2 separate regions of the Mus musculus genome follow, and region 1 is linked to region 2. The links are chromatin loops, found by intact Hi-C in ENCODE. Cell type or tissue: left cerebral cortex. All regions are shown on one strand. Links, peaks and the distances in the headings refer to the core of each region. The heading gives the core; the rest is flanking DNA. Region 1 overlaps Sh3pxd2b (SH3 and PX domains 2B). Region 2 overlaps Ubtd2 (ubiquitin domain containing 2).

Region 1 (15,983 bases), core at 3,486-11,485, 100 kb before region 2:
CTGGCTTTGATTCCCAGTGTCTACATAATAGCTCACAACTTTCTGTGATTCCAGTCACAGGGTATCCAATGCCCTCTTCTGGCTATCATGGGCACGTCACACAAATGGTGCACAGACATACATGCAGGCAAACACTCATATACATAAAATAAAAATGAATATCTCAAAAACATTATCAACATGCCATATGTCAGCATCTCTCACGCTGATGGGTAGCGAGTGGACAGTGAGTATGGAGGGGCTTCCAGGACCATTGCCCACCTCACACTGTATCTTTCCACTTTACGCTTGTGAAAGTAGCTCATCCAGGCTGAAGTGACACTAACCCTGGGACTCATTCATCCCCAGCACCAATGCACCCTAAAAATGTAGATCCAGCGGCCCACCTGTCCACAGATGGATGAAGGGAATATACATGGGTGACCCCCTGAATGGGTAAACAAGATACCAGCCAGACAAAGGAGAAACTTAAAGGGACAGAGGAGAATGGTGGAGGAGGGGCGAGACAGATGTTAGCAGGGACAGTTTCTCTTCTGCAAGGTGGAATGAGCTCTGGTTTGGAGGTAGAGAATAGGAGTGTGTTCAAGCCTTAGCTATGCATGTGAAGAAAGTTAATGGCCAATTTGGTATTAGTATGTATTTGACCACAATTCAGAGGGGAAAATGATGTAGGGGGTCAAAATCCCCTCAGATCCGTAGGTACAGTTCCACCCTGGAGTCCCCTGTGCATCTCCATGATGTGCATCTGAGCCTCGATGGATCACATGTGCATCAATGCAGGAGTGAATTCAGGCTTAGTTTTCAGAGATGTTAGGCAGAAAATACATGGCACATCTTATTACTCAGGCTACACCAGGCCAGAGGTGCAAGAGAGGCACCAGGGAGCACAGCCTAGGAGGCGCAGAGTCTTGTTGTGCTGTGGAGGCTTCTGTAGGGGCTGCATAAATCCCTCATATGCATGGTTGCACCCCCACCTCTGTGTCTAAGTGACATGGACCTGAACCGGCTCTATCAGTCACAGGCTGTCCAATGCCCTCTTCTGGAGGAGCCTTTTGCATCTCCATCTTCCCCATCCAGCGCTAAGAGAGGAGGAAGGGTTAAGTATTTGTTGAAAACCACAGAGTTCCCTCAGTGCGGTGCCATCTCTTGGATGAGCAGGATGCACCTTGTTCTTTTCCAGTCCGGCACTAGGCAAAGAAGATACCTGTTAGCTACTTGTATGAATACTTGGTAGGTCAGCACACAGAACAAACGCCCGTATTCTCCTTTACCCTCACCTGGCTTCTTGCAGCTTGCAGGTAAGCACAGCAGGGCTCTTTCGTGACCCAGCTGAGCCACTCTTCCAGATGACTAGGAACTGGCCAATAGAAGGCTAGCATGCTAACCCTGGAGACTTCCATCCACCCCATATCCAAATTGTTGGGCTTTACAGCCTCAGCTTGGGAAATTCAGACTCTCGTTGGACACACTCCAGATGTTCTCCAGTGGTGTGGTAGAGCCGGCAGACAGCAGAATATGGTTGACAAAGATGAAATGAATGGAATTCACGCTGTTAATGAAAACATCACTTTCCAAACGAGCATGTATAATATGAGCTGGATTGTGTACATATGAATATATAATGTTTACACGATGCCAGCATAATGTATCCTCTCCATACATCTGGGAGAATGTGTGTGTGTGTGTGTGTGTGTGTGTGTGTGTTCTCCAAGTCAAAGGCATCAGCATCACCAGGAAGCTTGTTAAAAATCCCTGATTTCAGGCCTCACCATAGGCCTGCTAAAGCTTCGGTGAGCCCCAACCTATGTGTTAGGAATCAATCCCGCTGTGCAGTCCTGGTGCCTGCCTGAGTTTGAGAACCACTGGCGACAGCGTTCTGGATACCCTCTCCTTCCTCGGACTCACCCCATCTCTGCTTTAGGCCCTGATCCAGCTGCCCCCCTACATCTCTCAGTGTGATGAGGTTCTGCAGTTTTTCGAGACAAGACCTGAGGACCTGAATCCTCCCAAAGAGTAAGTCAGTCTGTGGATTTCCCCAGGTGACACGTCCTCCCTCGTCCCCTCCCGCCAACCTTTCTAGACCCACTGGGACCCAGAGTCAGCAGACTGCAAACTAAGTCAGAGTTCATTGCCTCAGCCCTGCAAGGCCTCACTGCCTGTGGCTTCATAGCCACTATAAGTGGGTAAAAATCCCATTTAGCAGGCAATGGAACTTGACTAAGTGTCCCTAATCCGAAGTTGTTTTACATGACCACCATGCTTATCAAAGAGGGTGATAGCAGGGTAGACTGAGAATTTTTCCTACGGTCTCCATTCCCCAAATGCATAGAAGCCTTGGTCCAAGGATCCAGAACACTTATTAGATAAAGGCGGAACTGAAGAGGGGGGTCTTTCTTAGAAGAAGCCTGGGTTCCTGGAGTGGGCTTAGATTCATTCTCTCCCTGAGGATGCTGTGGGGTGGAGCCTGTCATCGTCCTAATGGAATCTCAGCCCAATACATAACAAGGACTGACCAGCTCTTTTCTCACCCCTGTCTCCTACACAGGGAGCATATTGGGAAGAAGAAATCAGGTAAGCATTGATCCCATTTCCTTCCTTTCATTCCTGCCATGTGCCCAGGTTCCAAGCTAGGGACACAGCAGTAGACAGAGGGATAGATGGACAGATGGATGGTGACTGGATATGTAGTTGGATGGGTGGGTGGATAGACAGACAGAGGGATGGATGAACAATGGATGATTAGTTGCACATGGAGATGATCAGCAGAATGAGTGGATGAGCTGGCGATTGATTGATGAGGCCTATTTCATCTTTTGCCAAAACCACTACGAAGTGATAAGACGAGAGTACCTTTGTGGTGTGGGAAGACAGGCATCTTCCTAACCATGCTGCAGAGGGTTCTGGGTCTCCATGCCACTTTGTACAAAGGAATGTGGACACTCAGAGCCTTCTGCAGTGCTGTAAGGGTGAGAGTGGGGGCAGGGGTAAGGTAGGGACCCTGAGTCGTGGGGACTGAGGGTGAGCTCAGGGAGTACAAGACTGAGAAGACACTGTGCACTGGGGCTCGGGGGCAGATCTGGGCCTGGTCCTCTGACAGCCTCTACCAGCCTACTGCCTGGGCAGGTTGATACCTGTCACTCAAACCCTGCTGGGCTCCTTCCATACAGGAAGCTTGCTTCTGCCTGCCTTTCTATTCTTGAGATGATTCGCTCTTCTGGCAGAGGTGGTCGTGGAAAAGACAAGGCATGTTCTAAAGACGACGGTCACTAGTCCATCTCTTCTTACTACCTATGCTCCTTCTGGCCCTACAGCCAATGTGGGTTTCAGAGCTTCTGGGGCCCTGGCCTCTAATCTCTTTGAACTCTAGGACGTTTTAGGGGCTCCATGCATGGGGAGGGTCACAGGCAGAGATTCCTAAAATGAAAACTAAGTTTCCTCATGTATGACATCCAGGCCTGGGTGTGGCTCAGTGGTAGAGCACTCACCTTCAAGCACAAGGCTTTGGCTTCCATTTATGTGCATAGTCACACATGTGCACATATACAAACACACACACACACACACACACCACACATACACACACATACACATAACACACATACACACACTTATACACATACCATACACATATACCACATACATACACATACCACACATACATATATATACACATACACACCACACACATATACACAGGCACACACATACCTCATACTCACCATGCACGAGATGCTCTTTATAGGATTGTCAAAGGGTCTATAATAATAGATGTAAAACCCTTCAATAGTGCTATCTAGTTGATGCTGTTCAATTATCCCTCCTATGACTCAAGCCTGTAGATGTCCCCGTTAGCACTCCGTCCACACTTCAGGCCTGTGCTCTCCCTCTCCTCCTGGGAGCAGGCCTAGGTCAGTTTAGTCTGATCATGGCAGAAAGTGAGGATAGAAACCATACCTCATCCCTCTTTCCTCCACCCCAGCCTGCTTTGCTTTGCTCTCTGACTACATCTGGCTCTCCTTTGGGGTTTAGTGGTCACTGGCCACACTGTGGCATCCTGCTAAAGCTGCAACTGGTTCTCAGCCAGGATAATGACACATTTCTTTTCTTAGCAAAGATTAGTGAGCAGCTGCCGCTCTGGGCTGGTCATGGAGTTTCTGGCTTTGCTTATGCAGAGACTCCCCTGGAAGGAGCTGGGGAGAAGGAGAAGGGAGAGAGAAGAGACAGCTCTGGTTGGTGAAAATAAGAGTGTCCAGTTGGAGCAGGCTTGATGAGGGATCTGTCTGGGAAAGTGAACAGAGGCTCTAATTTGTGGTGACCGTGGTTGATATCACTCACCTGCCGTGATGGGGCCAGGTTTATTTATAGCCCCACTGGCTGGAACTCGGCGCCTTCTTTTATTCAGAGTCAGAACCCTCCATAGGCTCCTTGTTTATCTGACTGGTGGACACTGCCTTGATTTTAGAGCCGGTTTTCTTGACTGAATTTAAGAGAGATTTAAATTAAAAACAGACCTTACCCCTGCATTTTCAATACCAAACCTTGGATGGGAGAAGGCTTGTCTGTCCCCAGCACTGCCCAGTCACAGCCAACTGGCTCCTGCAGACTTGACTTATGTGGTCCCAAATCCTGCTCATCCCACAGGGGGAAAAAAAATCTCACCACAATTAAGAAGGTTGTCTGAAGGCTTGCAAGAACATTTCTTCTTGATTTTTGCTTATTTTCACAATCTTCCAACAAGCCTGGCAATTTAGTGAGCTTATGGAAGGAAAAGTCTCACTTTGGCTTTAGTCAACATTTTAAAAATTCAAGACATATCATCAGAAAGAGAAAACACCTAACTCAAAAGTTTCTCTGGTACAATAGGCAACTATGTGGCTTAAGAATGCTTTTTAGCATTAATGACAGAATAACTCTTCTACTATTCATTCCTGTGGGCTATGTAACATAGCCTAGAGGATTTGGGGGAGGAGGGGGTTGTTCATTTGTTTGTTTTTGTGGTTTTTCGAAAGAGGCTTTGTCTGTGTAGTCCTGGCTCTCCTGGAACTCACTCTGTAGACCAGGGTGGCCTCAAACTCAGAGATATGCCTGCTTCTGCCTCTCACGTGTTGGGATTAAAGGCATGAGCTACTAATGCCCAACTAGGAATCTTTTGGTTGCCTCTGTGGCAATATCTAGAACCTATTTGCCTTGAGAGAGATGTTCCTGGTACCATGCATAATGGGGCTTAGTTGCAATATCACACTCCACCGCTAGCGTCTCTATGTCGCACCTAATGGTCTGAAGCCTCATTATTATTTGTTTTTTAGATTTATTTATTTATTTTGTGTATGTGAGTACACTGTTGCTCTCTTCAAACAAACCAGAGGAGGACATTGGATCCCATTACAGATGGTTGTGAGCCACCATGTGGTTTCTGGGATTCGAACTCAGGATCCCTGGAAGAGCACTCAGTGCTCTTAACTGCTGAGCCATCTCTCCAGCCCCCTAAAGCCTCATTTAAGCCTCCTGTCTAATCACCTGAAACCATACATTTTGTCACCAGTGTTGATAAGTGGGGTATTCTGAGTAAAATGTGCACAACTTGTCCTGGAAGCAACACTTGGAAGCAGTTCCCTGCTCTTACCTCTGAAGCATGTCTCAGTAAAGGGACTATAGCCTAAAGCCCCAAACCCGAGCCCTGAGCCCTGTGCTCTGCTGAGCTCTGCTCATGTAACCAAAGGCCAGCACTCTGCCCTCTGCTTCGTATCTCATGGTTTCCGATTCTGTCACTCAGTATTTACTGTGTGTTTGGCAGTGCTAGTCCCCACGGACCTAGACAAGAAGTCATTAAATCCAAGTTTTAAAATATTCCATTTGGGTTTTTATTGAGCTCCATTGGGTTCCATTCGTGGTCTAGATCATGAATTGACAAACTTTTTCTAAAGGGCCAAATAATATATAGATAATTCACACATTACAGGTCATATGCAGTCTGTCACCAACAATAATATTATAGTATTCACCTTTCCTCCTCCTCTTCCTCTTTCTCCTTTTCTTCCTCCTTACCCACAAACACTTTAAAAACACTTCAGAGTAGATGGGATCACCTGACGCCCTTGTAGAGGACCCAGGGTGAGTTCCCAGGACCCACACTGTGGCTCAGAACCAGTTCCAGGGATCCGACGCCCTCTTCTGACCTGCAAGCATCAGGCAGGCATTTGATTCACACACATATAGGCAAATACTCATACACATTAATTAATTAATTTTTTAGAAGCCTGCAAACCAGAGGATTCCTGCTAGAACACAGATACCTAAACCACAGCAGGGAAACATACACAGGGAGACAGGGAAATGCATGGAGTTGATTTTTTTTTTTTTAAGTAACATGGAGAGGCCAAAGGGATGGCTCAGTAGTTAAGAGCACTTGTGCTCTTGCTGAAGGACCAAGCTCAGTTTCCAGCACTCACACCAGGCTGCCCACAGCTGCATGTAACTTTAGCGCTGGGTGGTCCTCTGACTTCCATGGGAGTCAGCCGGTGTGTGCACATACCCACACATTTACACACAACTCAAATTGATCTTTAAAATATAGTTTTAATTAAAAAGCAAACCAGAAAGGAACAAAAGTTGCAGAGGCAATGCCAGGCTGTCAGAGGGGTCAACGCAGGTGCCCTTGAGGAAAGGATCCAGGGATGCCAACGGCTGGTGAAGACTGTCTCTCGAAAAGAGAACAGCATGTGCTTCAAGCTCTGAGAAATAGGGAGCGCTAAGGCTGCTGGCTCAACATGGCTAGGTAAGGCATACAAACGTGAGGTAGATTTGGCTGCTGGTGACAGAAACTTCTAAAGGATTATAGCTGAAACGATTCAATAGTGTTTATTAGTTCAAACACAAAAGATAGCTGAGCTTGGCGTAGCATTTGATGGTAAAGGATCAGGGGCCTACCTTACAGCTTTGCCATACGGGCCAGTGTTCTCAAGGTTACCTTCTGGTCCAAGATGGCTGCTGGAGCACCAGCCATCACATTCCCATTGAGGCCAGGAGAAATGAACAGGTGAAGCAGGGCAAGCCTCTTTCCATAAGAACATCAAGCAGTTGTACATACCTCTGTTTAGACCCACAAACTGATTCTAAATCTCATACTATTCCCAAGTGGAAAGGTGTTTTCCCAAATGTTCAATGTAGCCAGCCTCAGATCAGCAGTCTTGTTAGTGTAGAATAATAAGAACAGGAGATAAGTTTCCCTTCTGCCCTCTGGAGTGGGGTGTGGGGATGTGTTCTCACTGGTTACCAGGCAGATCAAGCAGAGCTTTGCAGGCACTGGGCATTTCTTATGTGAGGTGAGAGCCACAATAGCAGAGCATTGCCTGTGGAGGATGATCGAACCAAGTGATTGTCTACCTGAAGACTCGTGAACAATATGGTGGATTGAGGCTGGCATCAAAGACCAATCAGGAAATCAAGACAAGGTGGCTCCCATTAGCATGAGGGTTTTCTGGCCCTCAAGCAGGCTCTACTCCGTGTGGACTCTGGTTTGTGCTGTTGAACATAAAAGAATCCTTATTTGCAGTGGCTAAGAACTCCAGAGAGCCAGCACCTTAGACTTGTTGACCCCTTGCATTATCGGGTCCTACAGTAGCAGAACTTGCCTGGTTAACCTGGTGGGAAGTTCTCTCCAGTAGGGTCAGACCACCAGCCTATGTAGCTGTCTGGCTTTGGTGGACTGTTGAACTGTGAGAAGGTAGTTAAAGACAGAGAGCTAGAAAGAGTGATAATAGACTCTGAGAAATATAAAGAAAGGACACATCGTGACTAGATTCTGTGGTGGACCTAGAAACTGCTAAGGAAAGAAAGCCGGATGACCTCAGACATTACCTTCTTCCCTATCTATCTATGGTCCGCCATCCATTTCCAAGCCCGGGTGGGGAGCCCGTGGACACGTCACTTACTATCTTCAGTGTGTTTATATCTGTAACAGGCAGTGCCCACCTCAAGCACAATGATACCAGAAAGGTTTGCAATGGTTTGCAGCCCATGGGGGTGAAGGACATTCTTTTCCAGGCTCTCTCCCGTCTAGCCTTCTTTGCCACCTACATCCTGCATCTCTCCTCTCCCCTCATCCTGCCCAGTGGAGACTCGGGTGCAGGTGGTTAGGGTATACCCTGATCATATGCCTTCTTAGAAGGGTCAATGACCAGAACCTGCTCACAGAGCCAAGAAGCAGGCACACACACACACACACACACACACACACACACACACACACACACGTCACGCTGCCTCCTTCTCTTTGACGTCTCTGAACGGAGATGTTCCTTTTAAGTCTTCTGTGGAGTGTCTTTGTGAGCATGCCCATCTGTCTTAGTGGGCAGCAGGGCTTCACAGCTCCAGGGTGTGACGCACACACTGCTCACCAGGGAAGCAGGCTGCCTGGAAACTCTTCCCACACTTTCCCCTCCTGGGACCACTGCCCAGCTCCAATGCCACGATTTCCTCTTGCCTAACGACTTCACACCCTCAGTCTGGGTGCTCTCCCCCTTACCAGCCTCTGCCTCTCTGCACATGACAGCCAGAGACACTTGTCCAGCTGTACATCCTGCCATTCCCTGCCTTAATTCAAGATTTAAAAATCCAAACTTACCAAGTCCTCGGCCTCAGACCAATGCTTTCCTTGGGGACTTCTCTCACTACCTTGCCTACTACCTGGCAGAACTCTGCCTCCCAACCTCATTCTACTCCTGAAGGCTCCCAGGCCTTCTCTATCATAGAGGAGCCCAATCCTCCTTGACTCCCAGGACACCTTCCCTCATGGGTCTCTGCTTTCTGCTTAGGAAGTCTTGCTGACCACTCATTTAGTACAGTGTTGCCTTTCCTGTTCATTCTCTGCCATCCTGGGTATCCATGCTAATATAATTTGATCTCTTGTTCGTATGTATGTATACACATATCTCTCATTGTTTATCTCCCCCATTTCCTTGAGTTATTTGAAGCTGGAAGGAATCCATTTCATCTATTTTTGTGTCAACAAAAGTATGTAGAGCATCACGGTTGACCTATGAGTTCGTAGGTGGGCTTAGGATGAAGTTGGATGGATGAGACAGGCTGGGTGGTGACCTCAAGCTAATTTAAACCATCCCCTTGAGCTCCCCAAAGGCAGCCAGCTTCTGGGCATACGCCTCATCTTACTTACTTGGAACCTCTTGGTACCCCACCCCCCCCAGTGCTCTTGGTAAACATTAGTGCCTGAGTAAGAAAATGAATGAGAGGATACAAGGATAAAGAGTTGGGGCATGAGACAAATCCTGTAACAAAGACTGTTGGGGCTAATGGGATGTTTGGTGGCATTTGCTGTCCTCAGGGAATGACCCGACCTCAGTGGACCCTATGGTCCTGGAGCAGTATGTGGTAGTGGCAGACTATCAGAAGCAGGAGAGCTCAGAGATCAGCCTCAGTGTGGGCCAAGTAGTGGACATCATTGAGAAGAATGAGTCAGGTAAGGACCTGGACCACCTTTCCCGTACCCTGAACTATATCACCCCCAGAGCCACTGAGGGCTCATGGCCACTGTCTCAGGAGCCTGCTGGACTGGGTGTTGCCGTTGTTTGAGGCCTGCTCCCATAAACAGTGCTGGTTTTCAAATACTTATGGACAGAGTCGAGCGCTCCTTTGAGAATTTTCTGTGTTAATTTTCCTTGGGAATCCCCAAGAAAGCTGCAGATCTGAGAGAGGAGTCCCATAGAGACTGACTATCAAAAACAAATTAGAAGAAACTCTTCAGAGAAGATGGGCATCTGCCTGTCTCTCAACCCACCTGTCATCCTAGGGCCACTGGCCACATCCACCCACGGTGAGATGATTAAGACAGGGAACCTGGATGCCACCAGGACTCTACACAGCACATTAGTTTTGTCTTCTACAGGACACAGAAGACTGTCAGGGAACTCTCAAAAGAGTAAATGATAGGAAGGGCACCTAAACCTGAATGTGGCACACAACATGTGCTCCAGAAAATACAGGTTTCCATCCCTGCTGCTGAGCAACCATCACACCATGCAGGGAAAGCACGGGGTGAGCAGCCCCTCTCTCCAAGGGTTCCCAGTAGCTCATCATTTTGTTAGGGGCCTTCATGCTTTCAGGACCATTGTCAAGGATACAGTAGAGGATACCGGTGAAGGGATGGATGCACAGGCAGGTTGTGGGAGATTCACTGTGCTTCCAAGGTCTGTGATAGCCCAGTGGCCAGTTAAGTCCACATAGCTGTGGGAGGACAGTGCTTCCAGTATCCTTCAAGTTACATTACTATTATTCATGTGAATCATGAGATCAGCATTAGTCAAGCAGACGCTAACTGTGCAATCTAGGGATAGTCCCTGCTTCCAAGAATACCGGAAGACAGTGTTTCCGGCATCCTCCAGGTCAGGTCACCATTAGTCAGGAGGCTGGTGGTAGCCAACAAACCTCCATAATTATGCAATCTAAAAGCCATTAGCTTTGATGACCTGGAAGGAAGGAAGGATTACTCTGATGTCATCTCAGTATCCTGTGCTCTGACTCTTTCAAGGTGACTTCTGTGACAGTAAAAGATGTGATGGTTTTTTCCCACAGCAGGCAGCACTCCCTTATGGAGTGGAAATTGTCTGTCAGGGCAATTCTGTTCTGACACTGCACACCTAGCGGTGTGTTGGGTCCCCTAGGCTGTCTTTCAGGCCATCCCTCAATGCCTCAGCCAGGTGCAAACCAGCTGTTCTGCCTGCCCTTCCTACAGCTAGCTGTCAAGCATGGTCTGCAGGCCCCTCTCTTGAACTATTAAGTTGCTCACATGATCAAGGAAAACAGGCTTTCAGGGTCCTCGCCAAGGATGCAGTAAAGGATACAGGTGAAGGGATGGATACACAGGCAGGTTGTAGGAGAGGCACTGTGCTTCCACAGTCTCTGTGGATGCTGCCTTGCAGGAATTTCTGTGCTCAGCAAGCTCTCCAGACCCCTGGAGTTCTCAGCAATTTCATTGCAGAGGCACAATTGACAGCTGTGTTGACCTGTGACTAAATAAAAGGGGTCAGATCAAATGCTAATAGGCAGTGAGGAAGCCAGCCAGGCCTGCTTAGCCAGGCTCTTTTTTTTTTTTTGGCCTCTGAGTTTATTTCAGAGTATGGGGTAGGAACTCTTCCAAAATGGAATTTTATAATCTATTATCAAAGTGGGTCAGATAATTTAATTTCTTTATAGCCAGGGGGTCCGAGGTGGAAAAGATTAGAACCTATTTTTAGCTTCCATGACTTCCCTTGGGAGAGGGAAATCCTCGCTTCCATGCCTGCCTTGAGTAGAAAAGGCAAATGCAAGGGGCAGGCAGGAGGAGGACACAGAGCCACTGCATCCCAGTCTCCTGAGGCCTAAAGTGCCCCAGTTGTATTCCAGACACTTAAGTCACGAGAGCTATGGGACTAGTGACCCACGATGACAACTGGAAAATATATGTCCCTGTGCTGTCACCGAACGAACAAGACTCCAAGTGACTCACTATTTGCCCCCAGGTCTCTACAGAGCTAGATTTCTGTTGTTCTTAAGTCTGTATTGTTTTCCAGTTCTCAGGAGCAGTGTATGCAAGCTATATGGCAAAGAGATAGCATGGGCATGAAGGAAGAAGTGCCCATTCCCTGGGCCACCAGGGTGGGGTGCTAGGAAGGATGTATTGGGCAGATAATGCTCCGGTCCCTTATATAAACAGCTAGGGTGTTTGCTTCTGACCTGTCCACAGCCTCCACACACTTTACATCCTCTTGAGGTGACATTAAGCTTTGGGTAATGTAGGTACCATGTGAATAGTTATTTTACTGTTTGTTTAGATCAGCATGGGTTGTGACCCCTTTGGGGTCACATATCATATATCCTGCTTATCAGGTATTTACATTACAATACACAACAGTAGCAAAGTTACAGTTATCATGTAGCAATGAAATAATCTTATGGGGGGGTGGGTTTCACCATAACACAGGAACTATATTAAAAGGTCACAGCATTAGGAAGGTTGAGAACCACTGGCTTTAGAGAGTAATATTCAGAGAGTAAGGGTTTGTGCATTCAGTACCCATAGAGGAGTTTTTAGGGTCTTTTTAAATTATTATTATTATTATTTCATGGTTGGAAAACACAAGTGTAGAAACCACAGATACTGAGGGAATAGAACATGAGCATCTCTAGGTAGCAACCATTAGGCACACACCAGCCCATCCTCAGAGAGCATATGGTATGGCTGCAAACCCTGCCAAGCATGCGCCATACCTGCAGCCAGGCTCCTTGCCATGCAGAGTACCTTTGGAGGCCTCTGCCTGTAGGATCAAATGTGGACCACAACAATTTGATGCAAACGGTCACCTCTTATGACCCTCTTTGTGGCTCCGTTTCTTCATTGTGCAATGAGGACCATAATGTGACAGTGATATGGAATAATACAAGTACAGTGTCCATTATATACACAGTGTCCATTGCACACTCTACTAATGGAAAATGTGCTATAGTCTCCTTGCTTGGAGCAAGCGTCCTCACTTTCTGTCCCAGGCTTGGGAGAAAGTTTCTCTTCTTGCTAGCTTTTTTAATTATTTTTTTTCAACTTGTAGCTATTCTTGACAGTTTCATTTTACACAGTGAACCAGGAATTTTTTTTTAGCCTAACCTGAACACCAACAGTTGAGTGGCAGAATACACAGCCAGCTTCCACACCTGTGGATTCTGCATCCTTGCATTCAACCAACCATGGATAGAAAAAAGACAAGGAAAAAAAATGTGGTTGCGCTGAACACGTCCAGAGCTTTTCCCTGTCAGGATCCCTACACAGTCATAGCTAACTGTTCACAGCTTTGGCATCCTATTGGCAGAAGTCACCTGCATTAAGTGTAAAGTCTACCTAGGTGTGTCCTATACCCTTTCTATGAGGGAGTCCTGTGTGCGGATCTGCCTCCCTCAGGACACCTCTGGGACAGTCCTCACATGCCAAAGGACAGCTGGATTATTGCATTCTCGCTTCGCCTCACTGACAGCACCCTGAACTCTTCTTGCTTGCAGGTTGGTGGTTCGTCAGCACTGCTGAAGAGCAGGGCTGGGTCCCTGCAACCTGCCTGGAAGGCCAGGATGGCGTGCAAGATGAGTTCTCCCTCCAGCCTGAGGAAGGTAGGGGGAACTTCCTCCTCACCCCTTCTTGGCAGCCTCTGCTCAAGGACTGATAGCCCACTAGTTCAGGATTTAGAGCCTGTGAGCAGGATGGAATTAGAACTATAAGGCAAGCCTGTACTTCCCCCATGGGCTTGTGGGAGCTACCCTTGGTGAGCCTTGCCAAAGCTGGGCCCCCACCCCTTTATGAGCCCCTCCCCGCCCCTCCCCCCCCCCAGCCTGATTGCTGACAGCCCACTGCTCTCTAACATTTCTGTGGTGCTATACTAACTGTCTATACTCACTTGCAAAACTTTCAACCCCATGTGTTTCAACACCATGTGACTTTTTCTGCTGGTTTAAGTGTCCCCTTGTGTCTCCCACACACTTCCTTTTCCTGGGGACATACATGTTTGTGGTAGATGTTCTTTGGAGTGATGCCTGACACTCCAGCAGTGCCCAAGGCCGAAGACTTCCTCTCCCCTGTGGGAGCTTCCTAAAGCAGAGGCCCTCAGTGCCTCTTATAGCAGAGTGTCTAGGAGTCACACAAACCTGAGTGTGAATCTTACCTCTGCTGCATGCAGTGCAATCTTGGGCCGGAGTCACCTCTTAAAGCCCCCTCCTTCTCTGCTGACCATGGGAGCATTTGAGGTCTGTGTTCCCATCCTGCCTGGGGGTGAGTGTTGCTGGATTCCAGTGGATGGCTTTGAGGAGCACAGAGGCAAATCAAGTATGTTGGGAAAGAAGGCAAAGGAGGGGTCTAGAAACCCTAAATGTATACATCCAAAGATTACAGTGGCTTTGCATTTAGTTGGATTGCAGTGACACTCTGCAGTGTGTGTGTGCTCTGCTTCAGGGTCCCTCCAGGAGCTGGGGGCAAAGCTAGCCCAGGTTACCACAGAGCGAGCACAGATTAAAGGGAGGGGCTACAAGGCAGACAGCCCGTGTCCCCTTCCAGTCTGTGATGGCTCGCCTGAGAAGGAGCTAGCGTTTCACAGATGTGGAGCCACACTCAGGGAGGCTGAGATTTTCCCACACAGGCAAGAGCACATTTTCCCGCAGGTTTAGCATTTTTCTTTTCCGCTCCCGTGACCGTGTCTCAGTATAACATTCTCAGAATAGAATGACTGCTGAGTACCTCTTCGGTCACACTGAAGCTCATTCCCCAGGCATTTGTCCTCTCTAGGATGGCTGGGGCTGGGGGTATACTCAGGTAGATCCCTCCCAGGAGAACACTGCTAGGTGCTGTCAGGCTTACAAGCCCTGGAGTATGCTCCCATTAACGCTGCCTTCTGCCCTCCTTCTACATGCTTCCTGACCAGTGTCCTGGAGATACTGCTCTCTGCCCCGGTCTGTGGGTCGCCGCCGGACTCTGGGGGACTTGTATGCCATCAGCTGGCGTCAAGGTGCCTACCCTGGGAGATTTCTCTGCATTTACTGTTTGGAGCCAAGTCCCTGCATCTGCATGAGCTCCCTGCTCTGGGACTGCCCATGCCTGCTGCATGTAAAAAAAAAAAAAAAAAAAAAAAAAAAAAAAAAAAAACATGGTCTTGTCAATCTTGTGTGTACAAGCATGCAGGATGGGGAGGAGTGGGCCTGGGGTATCTGATGGCCTTGGAGCTTGGAGGTGTCCCAGTTTACAAAGATGCCTAGGTTTTCTATGATGGTGACTGTGCAGCCCTGTTACTTTTGCCAGACTTGAGTCACAGGAGAATAAAGCCAGGGTGAGGGTGAGTTCCTCACACCTGTAACCCTAGCACCTGAAGGCTGGGACAGAAGGATCATGAGTTTGAGGACAGCTTGAGCTATGTAATGAGACTCAGTCTTTAAAAAAAAAAAAAAAAAAAAAAAAAAAAAGGAAAAATACTGACTCATACTGCCGAAAAGCTAGAACTAGCTCCAAGAAAGATTGGATGCACCCTTGACACCTCTGCTCTATTCCGTTCCATTCACACAGTTCGATTCCTTGAGACACTGGTCCCAGGTACCTATCAGGGACAGTCACCAAAAAAAATCAGCTGCTGCTGCTGTTTCTTCTTCTTCTTCTTCTTCTTCTTCTTCTTCTTCTTCTTCTTCTTCTTCTTCTTCTTCTTCTTCTTCTTCTTCTTCTTCTCCTGTTTGTTTGTTTTGTTTTCAAGACAGGGTTTCTCTGTGTAACCCTGGCTGTCCTAGAACTCGCTTTGAGGACCAGGCTGGCCTCGAACTCAGAAATCCGCCTGCCTCTGCCTCCCGAGTGCTGGGATTAAAGGCATGCACCACTACCGCCCGACCAGCTTCTTCTAAAACACAGGCACTAGGACTATCCCCTCTCACCCCCAAGAGTCCTCCCACTGTGTGTCATCCCGAAACCAGTCATAGCAGCCAGGCTTTGAAATACTGTGACTAGACCAGGGTCACGTGCCATAGGGGTGGCTGAGCCCCCAGCAGAACAGGCTGTGTTTGCGCAGCCCTGAGCTCAGACTGGTGTCTCTCTGCAGCTCTAGCATCCCAGAGCTTGAGAACCCTCCCAGCTGGAGCCCAAGGAGACCCAGGGCTCATGGGTTTGGATGTATTCAGAACCCTTCCCACCTGGACCACACAAAACTACTGTGCTAGGCTGGCAGAATCCTTCCTTCCTTCCTTCCTTCCTTCATCCTATCCCAGCCTGGTGCCTGCTGATTCAGCACAAGAGGAAATAGCTGACCATGCTGAATATAGAATGTATGCCAGAAGTCAGCACAGCCCCCTCAGAGCTGGTCAGCAGGCCATTTCAATAAATAAATAAACGCCTGTGGGCTTCAACCTCCTCTGCAGCAGCTGGCTAGCAACGGATGCCTCAAGGGTTTTCCCAAGAACTGTGAGCGCTAAGTAATAGCTGG
Region 2 (15,983 bases), core at 4,716-12,715:
AGAGAGAGGAAGGAGGAGGGGAGAGGGGAGGGGAGAGGGGGGGGGAGAGGAGAGGGAGCCCTGCTTTTCACGTCCTGCTCAGTAAACTGAGTGTTTAGCATATATGCTCATGTAGAGGATAACACAGCAGAAAATGAAATTTACATGTACATTTTGCTGTGGTAGAACTGGTGGGTAGATTGTGGTTATTGGACATAGTTTGGACACCTTTTTGAGTGGTGCTTTAGCTTTACTTTGCAGTATTATTTGCCAAATGTAGAGGAAAGCCATTAGTACAGATTGAATTGTTCACATTGGAATTAACTCTCATAGGTTAATTACATAAGGAGACTTGGATTTTTGTTTCCAGCTATGCTACTAAATGGATAGGGTTTCTACTCTGTTATACCCATCCTTTTAGACTTGCCTGCTTTGCATTACAAGTTAGAAGGCCAAAACATCATCATGTGGCAATGATAAAGATTTTGTGGGAGAGACTAGAGAGACCAGTTATGTTTGGCCTTGAGAGCAATGGTCAGACTTAGTAAGAAAAATTTATTTCAATTCAGGTGTCAAACCAAATATACTTTACCATATTAGTTAGCCCTGTCATATAGGAATATAGCCTGGGAAGGGGTGAGATTTCCCAGGGGCTAGAGTCATTTTATTTGTATTAGGCATAGTCCAGGCCAGTAAGGGCATCATTAACTTTATGCATACTTTAGAACCATTTTAGATTTTTTAAAATAGATATTCTTTGTTCAATTAAACATGGAACAGTGAGTTTTGATGCATACTTCTCTGCTTCCCACCTTCGCTGTCATTTGTTACCCACCTACTCTTCCCTCACAGTTTTTATCCTTTCATCAGGGTTTAATTTTCTTTTTACTTATGTCTATTAAGCTTTCTTATGCCTGACACTGTATAAACTACAGGCCCATAGGCAGGAATGGCTATAAGTCAGTATGACCCATACAAAACAGATCAGTGATCATGTAGGCTACGAAAGTGTCTGGGTACAGGGGTTGCCGGAGACTTGTTCTAACACGTTGCTGTGTATCATTTTCTAAGGAGACCTGTGCCAAAGGGAGTGACCTCTCCCTTTTTCCTCTTCTTGGATTGGCACTAAAATACCGCATTGCTGTTCTTTCAAATTCTTCATCTATTCCAGTACAGAACTTTCTTCTTTTTTATTTTTTGTTTTTTCAAGACAGTTTCTCTGTGTAGCCCTGGCTGTCCTGGAACTCAGAGATCCACCACCTCTGCCTTACCTGTTTGATTCCTGTGAGGGGGGAGGGGAGGGGAGGGGAGGGGAGGGGAGAGAGACAGAGAGAGAGAGAGAGAGAGAGAGAGAGAGAGAGAGAGAGAGAGAGAGAGAGAGAGAGAAGAATGTCATCCCTTTGTACCAGCTCTTTACAAAGTTGCTCTTGTTTGAGTTTCAGAGGATGATATTCTGAGCTCTCTGAGCTGGAAGAAGCTTTCCTCTAGTAGTTATTTTCCTGAATTTGGTGGTCTGGTTTGTTTCCCTTGAACACTGAAAAGTAGCTTTTTGCCTTTTTAGATTTGCTCAGTTCAAATTTCTTGGCTCTATATGTCCAAAGATCCTAATATTCAAACTATTTCACACCATTTACTCTACGTGTGTCTCTGTTACTGCATCTGCCACTCGTATTTTGACCTTGTTAATTTGATGAAATACTTACTCTTTTTGGCTGCTGGCATATGTGCATGTGTGTGTGTGCGCGCATGTTTTAATGAACAAAAAAGAACTTTTGTCTGGAAAATCCCCATATTTTCCTGGGGTTGTTCATAATTACCCATTGTACACACCTTTTACCAGAGTTGTACATTTGTTATAGTTACTTTGTTGTTGTTGCTGTGGGTTTTTTGTTTGTTTGTTTTTTTCTGAGACAGGGTTTCTCCCTGTAGCCCTGGCTGTCTTGGAACTCACTTTGTAGACCAGGCTGGCCTCAAACTCAGAAATCCGCTTGCCTCTGCCTCCCAAGTGCTGGGATTAAAGGCATGCGGCGTTGTTTGTTTTGTTTTTGTTTTTTGTTTGTTTGTTTTTGAGACAGGATCTCTCTTTGTAGGCCTTGATATCCTGGAACACTGCTGTGTAGACCAGGCTGGCCATGAACTCAAAGATTCAACTGCTTGTGTGTATGCTTGTTTATGAGGCGGGGTTAATATGTGTGCTTGAGACCAGAGGTCAGCCTCAGGAGCCATCATCTTGTTTGTTATCATAGGTCCCTCATTAGTTTGGAACTCAGCAAATAGAAGAGGCTTGGTGGCAGTGAACTCCAAGGACTTACTTGCTTGTCTCTACCTCCGAAGATCTGTCTGGGATTACAAATGTGCCACCCACAGCCAGACTTTTATTTTATGTGGGTCATACATGGGGATTAAATTTGGGTCCTCATGCTTGCAGTGCAAGCACTTCACCAACTAAGCTATGTTCCCAACCCACAGTTTAATTCTGTGTGTGTTACTTTCTACTTTATTTATTTATTTATTTATTTATTTGTTTATTTATTTATAATACGGGTTCTCTCACTAAATGTGAAGTTTGCTTCTTTGTCCAGACTGGCTGGCCAGTGAGCTCCAGAAATCTGCCCGTCTCTGTCTCCTGCTGGTAACCCAGGCATTTTACTGACTAAGCCATCTCCCTAGTTTCCTGTGATTGATTGATTGATTGATTGGTTGGTTATTAATTAATTAATTAGTTTTGGGGTTTTCGAGGTAGAGTTTCTCTATGTAACTCTTGGCTATCCTCAGACTCAGAGATCCACTTGCCTGCCTCCTGAGTGCTGGGATTAAAGGTATACACCATCACCACCCAGCCCATAATTATTTTTAATCATCCTTTGGAAATATGATTGGAAAAGAGCTATTGATTTACTGAAAATTATGCATCCTGGTGCAGTGGCTCATGCCTATAATCCTAGCACTTGGGAGACTAAAACAGAAGGATTGCGAGGAGTTGGAAGCCAGCCAGGACTACAGTGTGAAACCCTGTCTCAAGGAAGGAAAAAAAGAAGCAGAAAAGAAACTTTTGCAGCTAGCTATCTCCATTTTCTCTAGATTAGTAAATAGAATTTTAGCCAGAAATCAGCAAAAAAGGCAAACCTCTAGCTGTAATTATGGTAAAAGAATCTGAAATAGGAATATGGCCATGTAACCTTTTTTTTTTCTTTTAACAAAGAATAGGGAGTGTGTGTGTGTGTGTGTGAATATTGATGTTAGTATTTTCTCTTTTTAGTTGCTCTAGGTCGTAACCAGCCTTTGAAAAAGGAGAAACCAAAATGGAAAAGTGACTATCCCATGACAGATGGACAACTGCGCAGCAAGAGGGATGAATTCTGGGACACTGCACCAGCTTTTGAAGGCCGGAAAGAGATCTGGGATGCCTTGAAGGCCGCTGCACATGCTTTTGAAAGCAATGATCATGAACTGGCACAGGCAATCATTGACGGTGCAAACATAACACTACCACACGGTAGGTTTGGTGTCCTGATGACAAAGGGGCATAGCAGAGGACCACCTGGAGAGAGACTTTTTTTTTTTTTAATACATTACTCAATTTTTTAAAAATTTATTTATTTTTATTTTGTGTACATTTGTAATTTGACTACATGTATGTCTATGTGAGGGTGTCGGATCCCCTGGGACAGGAGTTAAAGACAGTTGAGAGCTGCCATGTGTGTGCTGGGACTTCAACTCAGGTCCTCTGGTAGAGCAGCCAGTGCTCTTAACCACTGAACCATCTCTCCAGCACCCTCATTTTTTATTGTAGTTAAAATAAATATATAGCTTTTCTCTCTTTTTTATTTATTTATTTTTATTTTTTTGGTGGTTTTTCGAGACAGGGTTTCTCTGTATAGCCCTGGCTGTCCTGGAACTCACTTTGTAGACCAGGCTGGCCTCGAACTCAGAAATCCACCTGCCTCTGCCTCCCGAGTGCTGGGATTAAAGCCGTGCATCACCACGACCAGCTTCTTTTTAGCTGGTTGTAGTTTGTGTCTTGGTTCATTTTTATGTTTCTTAATCTCAGAAAAGAGAACATTTGCTAAATGGGTATTTTCTACTTTCTATGTGACTTAGTTCTCTCTAGAGACAAGCCCCCAGTCTGCTTCCCTCTTGCAGTGTACATCCCCACCTGGTGGTAGCTGCTGCTGCCACCACTGCCTTAACTACTTTCCTGTCAGAGTTGAAGTTCATTTTTGAAGATTAATATTTGGGGTGGGGAGCATACAGAAGAGATGGCTCAGTGTTTGCTGCTCTAGTAGGGGATCTGGGTTCAGTTCCCCTCGGTGGCTCGAAAGTGTCTGACTCCAGGTCCAGGGAAATCTGATTCCCTCTCTGGCTTCTGCAGGCACTGCGTTATGTGGCACACACACACATATATATATATATACACAGACATGTATACACATACATTCACACACATTGCATACATATAAACATACATACAGGGTTATTTATATATGCTAGGCAAACATATATAAAAATAAAATCTCTTCTTTTAAATGTGCTTTTATTTTCTATGTATGGTTATTTTTGTCATTTGGATGCTGGGAAACAGACCCATGTCCTGGAAGAACAGCAACTCTTATCTGCCATCTTTTCACCCCCAACTTCAAAGTTTTTAAAGATTGTTTTCCTTGACTATAGTCTGAGCCATACAAGAAATCTTTCTTGCTTTAGAAGTGTGACTAAGAATCATAATGTATATGTATCTAGGGACACATAGATGCTAGATATGTGCACATACTCTATTATGGTCTCATTGATTCAAAACATTAAATGTTTGGTGTTATGCTGAGATTTAGGTGTTAGTTTTATATATGTACTCTTTGTTCTTTTGATTTATGTATTTGTGTTTTTCTCTTTAGCTTTTCAAGTTAATAGCTTTCTGGGTTGTTTCTTCAGACTTATGTAAGGGACAAACACCTACAGGTACCGTTGTCCTTTGTTCATTATTATGCCACCATTGTTTTTCCCAAGGTCTTTTTTATTTTATTTGTAGAGGGGCAGTGCTTTAGTAATTTAATCATCTGCAGAATGTTCTTTGACTCTTTGTCCAATACAGGATGTTTTACTCATAAGCCTTGCCAAATTTCCAAATCCCCATTATAGTCTAATTAGTTGTGCTTCTAAGAAGCATTCCTTGTTTTATGACTGTCTGTTATTTATTATGAGAACTCTTTAGCACAGGCTTATATCCCCAACATTTATTGAATTTGAATTATTTGAGCGCCATTTCAGGATGCCCATTTAGTTTCAGTTTTCAGGTTAGTGCTTAAATCCTTTACCTCCTCCATGCTTGTAGAGGAGGAGATGGTCACATGGTTTCCATCTGCCCCTTCAGCTACCCCATTAGAGAATACAGGTTCTTCTTTTTGTATTACTCAGTTCTTTCTGATGCGTACATCCCTTTTCCCAAACTGAATCTATTGTGGTTGTTTTAATCTAGAATCCTGGATCTCTGAATTCCTCATTTTATATGTAATATAGTTATCTGTAGCTAATTATGGTCTCCAAATTGTGGCTTAATTTAAAAGCTCATGGGAACAGAGATCAACCAGATGGCTCCGCAGTGTTTACCATCAAGTCTGATGACATGTGAGGTATATATATATATATAATTTTTTTTAAATGTATGTGAGTACACTGTAGCTATCTTTAGACACACCAGAAGAGGGCATTGGATCCCATTACAGATGGTTGTAAGCCACCATGTGGTTGCTGGGAATTGAACTCAGTACCTCTGAAAGAGGAGATGGTGCTCTTAACCTGATGAGCCATCTCTCCAGCCCAACATGTGAGTTTAATCCCAGGAACCAGCACAGTAGAAGGAAAGAGAACCAACTCCCTCAAGTTGCCCTATGATGTCCATATGTGCACTATAGCATACACACATACACACAATAATTACATTAAATAAATGTAACAAGTGTGTTTTAAAATGCTTTTAAGTTTATAAAGACAAAGTATCTGTTTCATGTATAGACACACTGTATATCCTATTAAGTATAGACTCAAATCTCTATTAAATATTTAAGTCTGATTTCTGCTCCATCTACATGAACTGTCAAGAAAAATAATGTTGCTGAGCCAGGTATAGTAATGCATGCCTTTAATCTCAGCACTCAGGAGGCAGAGATAGGTGGATCTCTTTGAGTTCAAAGCCAGCTTGGTTGGTCTACTTAGCTAGTCTAGTAGAGCAAGGCCTGCATAAACAAACCCTGTCTCAATATCCCAAAACAATGACAATGATGATTTTTCCTGGCAGTCCCATCAACCAGCATGTCATGTCTTTAATCTTAGCACTTGGGAGGCAGAAGTGAATGGACCTGAGTTTGAGGCCAGCCTGGTCTACAGAGCAAGTTCCAGAATAGCCAGGGCTACACAGAGAAACCTTGTATTGAAAACTAAAAGAAAGAAAGACATCACTTGTGCTTCTCCTGTAGTGATTAAAGCTATGTGGCTTTAAGCAAATCATTTCTGTGACCTTCATTTCTCTTTGTTATTTGTGGTCCACATGGGGGGAGAGATTGTGTGAGAGAAAAACATATTCTGCATAAGCATGGAAGAACCGTGAGCATTCCTCTCAAATGAATTATCACAGACTTGTCGGCAATAAGGTTTTGTCATTGATATCCTTGAATGTTTCTCTATTTTTTTCTAAAGCTTATCAATAATATCTCTTGAGTGGGCCTGTCAATTAAGCTCTGTCATATATCCCTAATTAGCCATCAGTTACAATTCAGCTACTTAATTGGATGTTTTTATTTAGACCTGCTCAGTGGTAGGTTGTGACATCACTTGTGCTTCTCCTGTAGTGATTAAAGCTATGTGGCTTTAAGCAAATCATTTCTGTGACCTTCATTTCTCTTTGTCATCTGTGGTCCACATGGGTCTGGTTGGGTGAATCTCTTATGAGTCATTTATGATAGTGCTTGACCTACCAAAAGCACTTAGTAAATTAAACACTGGAGCTGTTGAGTTTGTTTTTTTTTTCCCTTACACTGGACTCTGGTGCTAACAGGTAAGTTTCCTGCACCACCCTTGACTTACAGATTCTGACCTGGCTGTGTTCCCATAGCCTCCTGTCTGTAAACAGCTTCTTCCCATAGCTTTTACAGCATTTTTTTTTTAATTGCCTTAAATTTCTTCAAGAGTTTGTTCCTTTTTTCTCATGGTTTGGTATTTTGTCATTATGTAAAAATTCTAAAAATATGCCTATTTAAAAAAAAAGTTAGTTGTAATGGGTGTATGTATGTCAACTCTCTTATTTAAAAAAAAAATTAGTAGCAATCCCCATTTTATTCAGGAGAGAACTGAAACAGAGAAGATCATATCTTTTCTAGGTTATAAATCATGGAACTGAGATTTGACTCAAATCTAAAAAGTAACAAAAGTACCTTTGATTCACACCCAATATACAATTTCAAATCTGTGAGTTTATAAAGTGATTATACAAGTCTTCTTTGATGTTTCTTCCATGTGTGATTTTCTTTTTTTCTTTTTCCAAGACAGGGTTTCTCTGTGTAGCCCTGGCTGTCCTGGAACTCACTCTGTAGACCAGGCTGGCCTCAAACTCAGAAATCCGCCTGCCTCTGCCTCCTGAGTGCTGGGATTAAAGGCATGAGCCACTGCTGCCTGGCTTATGTCTGATACTTTTAGTACCTTGCATATTTCCTAAAATACTTTAAAATGGTAGACTTTTACTAATACTTAAGAGAAACAGTACATTTTCTTAATATACAAATGGACAGGAAATACATTTGTAGAGATAGGCCTTTCTGTTTTTCTAAGGTGTCTCTGAAGGCTATTAAAAAACAGGCCAGGATGCTGACTTTGGTGGTGCATACCTTTGAGCCCATCACTCACAAGGTAGAGGCAGGTGAATCTTTGAGTTCAAGGTCAGCCTGGTCAGCCTAGTGATCCAGGCTAGCCAAGGCTACAAAATAGGGGAGACCCTGTCTCATATAGAAAAGCAGTCCGTGGAGTTCAGTGGTTAAGAGCACTGGCTGCTCTTCCAGAGGACTCTGGTTCAGTTCTCAGTACCCGCATGCAGCTGTCAACATCTGGAATTTCAGGTCAGGGGATCCAATACCCTCTTCTGGCATCTGTGGACACTGCAAACAAGTGGCACATAGGCATACATATAGGCAACACATCCATACACAAAAAGCAGGAATAAATAAAATATTGACTAAGCTGCTCCCTCCTTTCTTTCCAGTCTCTCCCTATTACCTCCCTTCCCATTCACTCCTCCTCCCCTTCTCCCCAGAAAAGTTTGAGACAGGGTCTCTTTGTAGCTGTTGTGGAACTCACAGAGACCCACCTGCCTTTTCCAGGATTAAAGACACACACCACCACTGCCTGCCCCCCCCCAATAAATAAATAAATAAATAAATAAATAAATAAAAATAAATAAGCAAGCAGAGGAACTCACAGAGACCCACCTGCCTTTTCCAGGATTAAAGACACACACCACCACTGCCTGCCCCCCCCAATAAATAAATAAATAAATAAATAAATAAATAAATAAATAAATAAGCAAGCAGAGGTTCCAAGGTAAAAAGCATTTGGTAAACAAGCCTGCTGACCTGAGTGTGATCCCTGGGACCCATGTTAAAGATAGATCTAGCCAGAAGTATTCTTTGAAACAGTAGAAACAAGAGACTGCCTTAAAACAATGTGGAAGACAAGAACTGTCTTCACAAAGTTGTCATCTGACTATACACACACTCAGCATTTTTTTAAATTAAAAATAGAGCAAAAAAAAAAAAAAAAGAAAGAAACCGAAAACTTCAAGAAATGGGCAAGGGCCAGATAATGGTTCATGCCTGTAATCTTGACACTTGAGAGCCTAAAGCAAGAGGATCACTTGTTGGAGGCCAGCCTGGGCTACATAGCAAGAATGTATCCTCAAAAATCCAGGTTGCTTTAAAAGTCCTAAGGAATGAAGGAATAACTATAATACAGATAGTTACTTTTACATAGATGACTTTTCCTTGGCTGTTGAAGTGTTTAGAAATGAAACCACCCTTAATAAGGAGCCTGATGACTGCTTAATCATAAATGACATCATATTCTTCTTTCTGTCCTCCAAGAGACAAAGGTGGATGTTTGAATGTTACAAACTGTGAATGTGCCTGCTCCTCTGCTGCCGTCATGCTTTTTCTTGAATTAGAGTGATAAAGTCTGAAAATAGCTGTGGTGGGAGGTTGTTCCTGAGCCAGGAGGCTGTCTCTGAAGAAAACCTTCTTTCCTTATTGTTCGGGGGTGGGGTGAGGGTGGGGAGGAAGCAGGGTTTCTCACATCCCAAGGGAACAGCTGTATCAGCTTCCACTTCTATAAGGCCTTCTGGGCTTTCAGTAGACACCAGATGCGAGTGCTTCTGACCTGCTCCTCTGCCCACTTAAGGAAATGAAACCCTGGAACTAGAGATTAAATATCCCCTGTAGAAATTCAGCTTAGCGTTACACAATGTTTAATACTAGTTTGACCGTCAGGTGACTTCAGTGATAGGTATTTACCTAAGCCTTTGACCTCTGCTTGCCAGGAGAAAAGTTAAGCCTGGTTCCTCTAGTTGCCACAGTCCTGCTGACTGGGTTAGTGGACAACAAAGCTGTTAGGCCTAGCGGCAGCCAGGCTGACTCAGTCGCCAGCATGGTCTTTCCAGGGAGAGAATCTAGTTTTTTAGCAGCCCTACAGTCCTGAAGACTGCTCCCAAGGGCTGCTTAGATGGTAGTTGATGGCCTTTTGATGTTAAGATTCACTTGTAGAGAAGCCCATGCAGGATGAGGCAAAAGGCTGAAACTTTCTAAAACTGATTCATTTATTACATTGCTGCTTGAGAAATACTCCCTCAAGAGTGTAATTTTAAAATTTAAAACCCATGGGAGGGCTGGCAAGATGGCTCAGCAGGTAAGAGCACTGACTGCTCTTCCAAAGGTCCTGAGTTCAAATCCCAGCAACCACATGGTGGCTCACAACCACCTGTAATGAGATCTGATGCACTCTTGTGGTACATCTGAAGACAGCTACAGTGTACTTATGTATAATAATAAATAAATCTTTAAAAAAAAAACCCATGGGAGAGAAGCAACATTACTGAGATTTTCCAAGGACCTTTAGACAATTTCACTATGGTTAGCATAGTGAACTTTACAGCAACTTTATTCTAAAAAAAAAAAAGTAGGTACTATAATCCTTGTGAAGATAATCAGCATGCCCCAAATTTGGCTCTACATGCAAACTTGGGTATGAGCAGAGACCGTGTCCCTCATATTAGATTTCACTACTTCATCCTTGGTACCCTTCAGGATCCTCTGTTACCTGAGCCTCACTATTTCCTCTTCTTACTTAAATTCTCTGGTGGTTGTGGTCATCTTTTTAAGTGTGTCCACTACACTTATCTGTTGAGGCCTCCCTTTGACATAGGAAGCCATGGTTATAATTCCAGGGGACTGAAGAAATGGCTCAGTGATTGAGTGCACTAGCTGCTCTTCCAGAGGACCTAGGTTCAATTCCCAGCACATACTTAGCAGCTCACAACTGTCTGTAACACCCTCCCACGCATAAATATAGGCAAAACACTAATGCATGTATAAAATAAAAATAAATAAATTTAAAAGAAGTAAAATTTCAACCTCCTGAGTCCATTAGAACAAAGAAGTTAATGGTGAAGATATGGATAAAACTCTTGATTTTAGAGTTCTGAGATGTTGCCTTGTTTACTTCAGGAAGATAGTTTTTCATATTACTGGTGTGATATAAATATTTACGTTTTCAAACATTAACACTCAACAGGTATGTAAAGATTCACTTTGTTATGTATATACTATGAAACTATAATCATGATCAAGACTCTTGTCTTTACATAGTGCTTTTTTATTTATTATCTGGTGTGTGTGTGTGTGTGTGTGTGATAATGCATGTGGAAGTCAAAGGACACCTTTTAGAAGTTGGTTATTTCCTTCAGCTGTGAGGTTGTTCAGGTTGTCAGGCTAGTGTGTGCTTTTTACCTGCCTAGCATCCTGCTGATTGGAAGATACTGGTTTTTAACTTTTGAATATAGTCATGTGAGTCTGCCTCTGGTAAAAGTCTTAGCCTTGAGTCATGTTCCTACAGAGAGCATAAAGGCATGCTCAGAAAGGCCTTTTTACAAGGTTGGTTTTCAATCTCAAAGACTGCTTGGAACAGTAAAGTATTAGACTTAATGGCATGTAATTAAGCTACTTTTAGTATTTGGCAACCAGTTTAATTTTTTATCTTTACAAATTTCTGTAGGCAGGTTTGTTTGTTTGTTTGTTTTGGTCCTTTTGAGACAGTCTTACATAATCCAGACAGGCTTTAAACACAACATATAACTGAGGCTGGCCTTTCCTTGTCTTCCTGCCTCTACTTCCCAAGCGATAGTAGTAGAAGGGTAAACCACCATGCCTGGCTCCAGTGAAATATGTTGAAGCCTAATTGAAAGTAGCCAGAGGGGCTGGTGAGATGGCTCAGTGGGTAAGAGGACTGACTGCCCTTCCAAAGGTCCTGAGTTCAAATCCCAGCAACTACATGGTAGCTCACAACCACCCGTAATAAGATCTGACACCCTCTTCTGGTGTGTCTGAAGTCAGCTACAGTGTGCTTATGTATCATAATAAATAAATCATTAGGCTGAAGCAAGCAGAGACTGAGCGAGTGGAGTTGACTGGAGTGAGCAGGATTGACTGGAACAAATAGGTCCTAAAAAATTCAAATTCCCAGCATCGACATGAAAGTTCACAACTATCTGTGTAGCTGCAGACTACTCACATACATTAAATAAATAAATAAATAAATAAATAAATAAACAAACAAATCTTTAAAAAAATAAAGGAGCCGGGCGGTAGTGGCACACGCCTTTAATCCCAGCACTCGGGAAACAGAGGCAGGCGGATTTCTGAGTTCGAGGCCAGCCTGGTCTACAAAGTGAGTTCCAGGACAGCTAGATAAAATATAGATAAATAAAAACACTTTCAGAAAAGTATGTATAAGAAATCACAACAAACTGATGACTTGGCAGCCTTCTGCCCAACAGGAGAGCCTTTGGGGCTTCCTAGCATGGTGAGATGATGCCCATTCTGGCAGGTACTTATCCTGATAGCTGCTTGTCTCTGCTAAGTCCTACAGTGGGTTTGTGAGAGGGGAAAAAAAAGTCTGCAGAGGATATTATATAATAATGTAAACAAGCCTGACTAGAACTTTGGAAATAGTGAGGGATTGCTAGACAAGCTGAGCTTCAGTGCCAGGGGGTAGTGATTGAGACCTTCTGTAAGTTCCTAATGCAGCCAAGACTGAGTGTGATTTTACCAAGGGGGTAAGTCCCCACAGTGGTCAGCTTTTGGAAAAGTACCTTCCTCCTGTGCATAAGCACTATGGCTTTCTGTGAAGACAGATATGCATGTGTATATGCCAGCATGTATAGGCAGAAACCCAAGGTCTGTCTGTGTTGGATGCCCACCAATGGTCCCTTCTAGTTTCCTGGATTCTACAGATGCTCTAAGTCAAACACACAGCTAAAAGATTTGACACTGGGCTCCACATGAATTATCCATTCATCAGCTGAAAAACACCTAAGCTGTTTCCAGATCCAGCTCTTGAGAATAGAGCAATGTTGAACATGAACGAGCAGGTGTATTTCTGGAGTAGACAACAGGGTCCTTTGGGTATATACCAGGAATGAATCGTCTAACTGGGCCATACAGTAGGTCTGTTTGTAGTTTTTTGAGTGACCTCTGCACTGATTTGCATAGTCAGCCCAGCCTTTTACATGGACTCAGGTACTTGTGCTTACTTGTGACACAGGTACTTCATTAACTGAGCCATCTCCCCAGTATGCCCTAGGTGTCTTAAAGCAAACCTTTCCATCTTCCATTGCTCTGTTTTTCTTATTTTGTGTTTGTTTTCGATGTTGTAGTCAATTTTTGAGACAGTATATAATAGCCCTGGCTGTTGTACATAGTCCAACATCAGGTAGACCAGGGTTGCCTCGAATTCAGAGATCCACCTGCCTTCGCCTTCCAGTTATCATAGACCAGACAGTGACAGTACTAAGTTTGTTCCGCCACTGTTTGCAGCCTTTCAGAAAGCATGTAAGCTTCTCTGAGTGGGCACACTTCCTTTGGAGTGCTGTGGGGCTGCATCTTTCACTGCTAGGGATTGTCTTTGACTTGCTGGTAAATACTGTCTTGTTATTAGGCTGTACAGCATGCTAGCATCTTATTTGTCATGCCTTACACTTTTCTCTAAGTCCATTCATTTCTTTGATTTAACCATCTTATTAACATAATAAGCTGTGTGCTCTAATCTTTATGTTAGACATTTATTCAGGAATCTGATTAATGGTTATTTCATTGTTACTTACTAGCTATGTAACAAAACTTATTTCATTAACAATTTTCCCATCTGTAAAATATGTAGACTTATATAGACTTTTCTGCTATAGTTTGAGTAGTAAATGCTTTTGAAGATAAATGTGTGTGTTTAGGTATATAGTTGCATATATAACATACTTAGAACTAGGATTGGTAAGCATTCTGAAGTGTTTGCTTTTGTGTTTAAGTGTATAGATTGAATTTGGCTGCCTAAGACCTGAGCAACCGACAGCACAAGTGGACATATTGAAGGGGGGAAGGTCTCCGAATGCCCCACCCCATACATGTGTCTGATTGCTGACAGAGAATTAGTCTTCCCCAGGGAGGTGCCCCCTAATTGATTATCCTTTTTTTTTTTAACTTTTTATTGGTTTGTGAATTTCATTTTATGTATTCCAATCCTACTTATCTCCCTGTCCCTTCATATCTTTCCTCTGCCCTTGCAACTCCCCCACCCCCAATAAAATAACAATAACAGTGACAACTACAACAAAAACCAAAGGGAAAAAATCTCCTCTTGGAAGCTGTAATGTGTCACATAGTGTACCCTTTTGTCCGCAAGTCTTTACTTGTAGATACTCATTACATTGAATCGTTGTCAGTACCGGATCCTCACTGGGTCTCCTCTCGGATATCCTGTTGTTGCTCTGTGTCATGGAGATCCTGCAGCACAATTTAGTCCGTAAGACAGCCCCTTAAATCGCTCCAGTTCATAGATGGGGTAGATGTTTTGGGATGGTCCAAAGCCCTGTCTGTATCTGGGCCTGAATAGTAGCTGAGTTAACCCACACCACCAGGGCAAACTCTCCAGCACTGCCCCAGCTAGCTCACCCAGTGCTACAGCCAGTGAGGGGCAGGGCCTGCTCTCATGGGGTTGGGAGGGTTACCAATTGGTTATATAATAGAATGTGATCAGCCTTAAAGTCATACACATATAACACTAAAAGAATTCAATAGGTTTAATTACATATTTAGTGCATTTATATTTGTATATATAACAATAATAAAAGAAAAGAGGTCATAATTTAAGGGGATATGGAAAGGATGGAAAAGAGGGAATGATATGATTCTATTTTAATTACCCTGCTAAGAGGCAAGAAGCTTGGATATACTGTCTATGATTGAGTAACTACTTTTCACTGACACCCTGTGATAGCAACATATGGATTTTGGGTAAACATTTCCATCTTCCAAAGTGTTTAAGTAAATAGCTTTTTATTTTTTCCTGAGATATGCACTAAGTTTTTTTTTCATTTAGAAATAGACTTTTTAATGTCTAAATTGCACCATAATTTATTGAAGTATGCTAAAATTCTTTATTCTTTGGGATATACAAGTGTTTATCAGAACTCTGTTATTTAACTTTTCCAAGTAGCTTAACTCACACAGAAAGTGTCATGCATGCTGATGCTATAAAAATGTGTGTATTGGGGGTCTTGCAGACTGGTGGTTACTCTTTCTAAACTTGTCCCTTTTTACTTCTTTATAATTAGTATAGGTCTTTCAGATATGAGTCTGAATTTATTTTGTTTGTGTGGGTGTTGCCTGCATGTATGTCTGTGCACCATGTATACACCTAGTGCTCAAGGAGGTCAGAACACAACAGCTCTCCTGGTGCTGCAGGTGCTGAGAACTGAACTTGGGTTCTCTGAAAGAGCAGCAAGTACCCCCCCTCCCCCTTTTGTTTTAAAGATTTATTTTATGTATGTTGCTCTCTTCAGTTACACCAGAAGAGGGCATCAGATCTCATTATGGTTAGTTGGGAGGCACCATGTGGTTGGTGGGAATTGAACTCAGGACCTCTGGAGGAACAGCTCTTAACTGCTGAGCCATCTCTCTAGCCCCACCCCCCACCCGAGCTGACTCTGGAGCAATGAAAGTCTAAGCAGAGTCTTACAGCTTCACAGTCATAAGTTTGCCTCTCTTCTCCCAGGCTGTGATTTTTCAGTCAGGTAGGTGTGTAACAGTTCTCTCGATCCCACTCAGCTGTTGTTCTTCACATAGTTGCACTGTGGCTCCTGGAGTTCCCATTGCTGTTCTCTGCTCAGCCTCAGCCAGGACTCCTGGTGCTTGCTCACTCCTTAGGTCCTTGTGTTTACTCCTGTCTTCATATCATCACGCCTGTGATGCCCCCAAAACACTACTTCTGTAGCATTTCTCTGTCAGCTCAAATAAATTAGTGCTTTTTTATTTTCTGATGTCTGTATGCCAATTCTTGAAGTTTCAAAATTGCCTCTTTGTACTTGCCTGCAGTGGTTTGTTCTGTATTGATTGGACTTGATCAGAGGCTGCTATGGGTCAGAGCAAGCTTCACTCACAGCCTTCTCCCTTTGGTGCAGTGTTGTGCTGCGCTGCACTCTATGGTGTTGAAGTATCTGAATGTCCCTGTATTAATAGTGAACGTGTTGTACAGGATCACATTAGGCTGTTTTCAGGCAGGTAATATACTTTGAGCATATTTTCCCCACTATGCCATGCACTATTACCTTTGCCTCGGCAGCCTTCCCCACCCACTAGTCCTCAGGACTCCAGCTTTCTAATCTTCTTTCTCATGTGCATGAGTGTTTTGGCTGCATGTCTGCA

Evidence for each region. Hi-C counts contacts between places; a loop is a spot of excess contacts. Peaks named below come from ENCODE experiments on the same cell type or tissue, not always from the same donor. Only the 100,000 strongest peaks of a DNase experiment are listed, where the experiment ranks them.
Region 1: a loop joins it to region 2, with 11 times the contacts of the local background. A loop is called at or near these places in 2 of 42 quality-filtered maps.

What each region holds. Positions count from the first base shown.
Region 1 is chr11:32,394,521-32,410,503 of GRCm38, forward strand. It overlaps Sh3pxd2b (SH3 and PX domains 2B), which reads left to right. Exons shown (of 13, transcript NM_177364.4): 5 at 1,922-2,013; 6 at 2,546-2,571; 7 at 9,341-9,475; 8 at 13,042-13,146. Among named protein-coding and RNA genes, the nearest start is that of Ubtd2, 53 kb to the right of the region's middle. In left cerebral cortex, for the core only: no CTCF peak of the experiment used is centred there; DNase peaks (open chromatin) are centred at 4,127 and 8,414; H3K27ac peaks cover 906 bases.
Region 2 is chr11:32,495,987-32,511,969 of GRCm38, forward strand. Ubtd2 (ubiquitin domain containing 2) reads left to right here. Exons shown (of 3, transcript NM_173784.4): 2 at 3,239-3,475. Among named protein-coding and RNA genes, the nearest start is that of Efcab9, 24 kb to the right of the region's middle. In left cerebral cortex, for the core only: no CTCF peak of the experiment used is centred there; a DNase peak (open chromatin) is centred at 9,235; H3K27ac peaks cover 972 bases.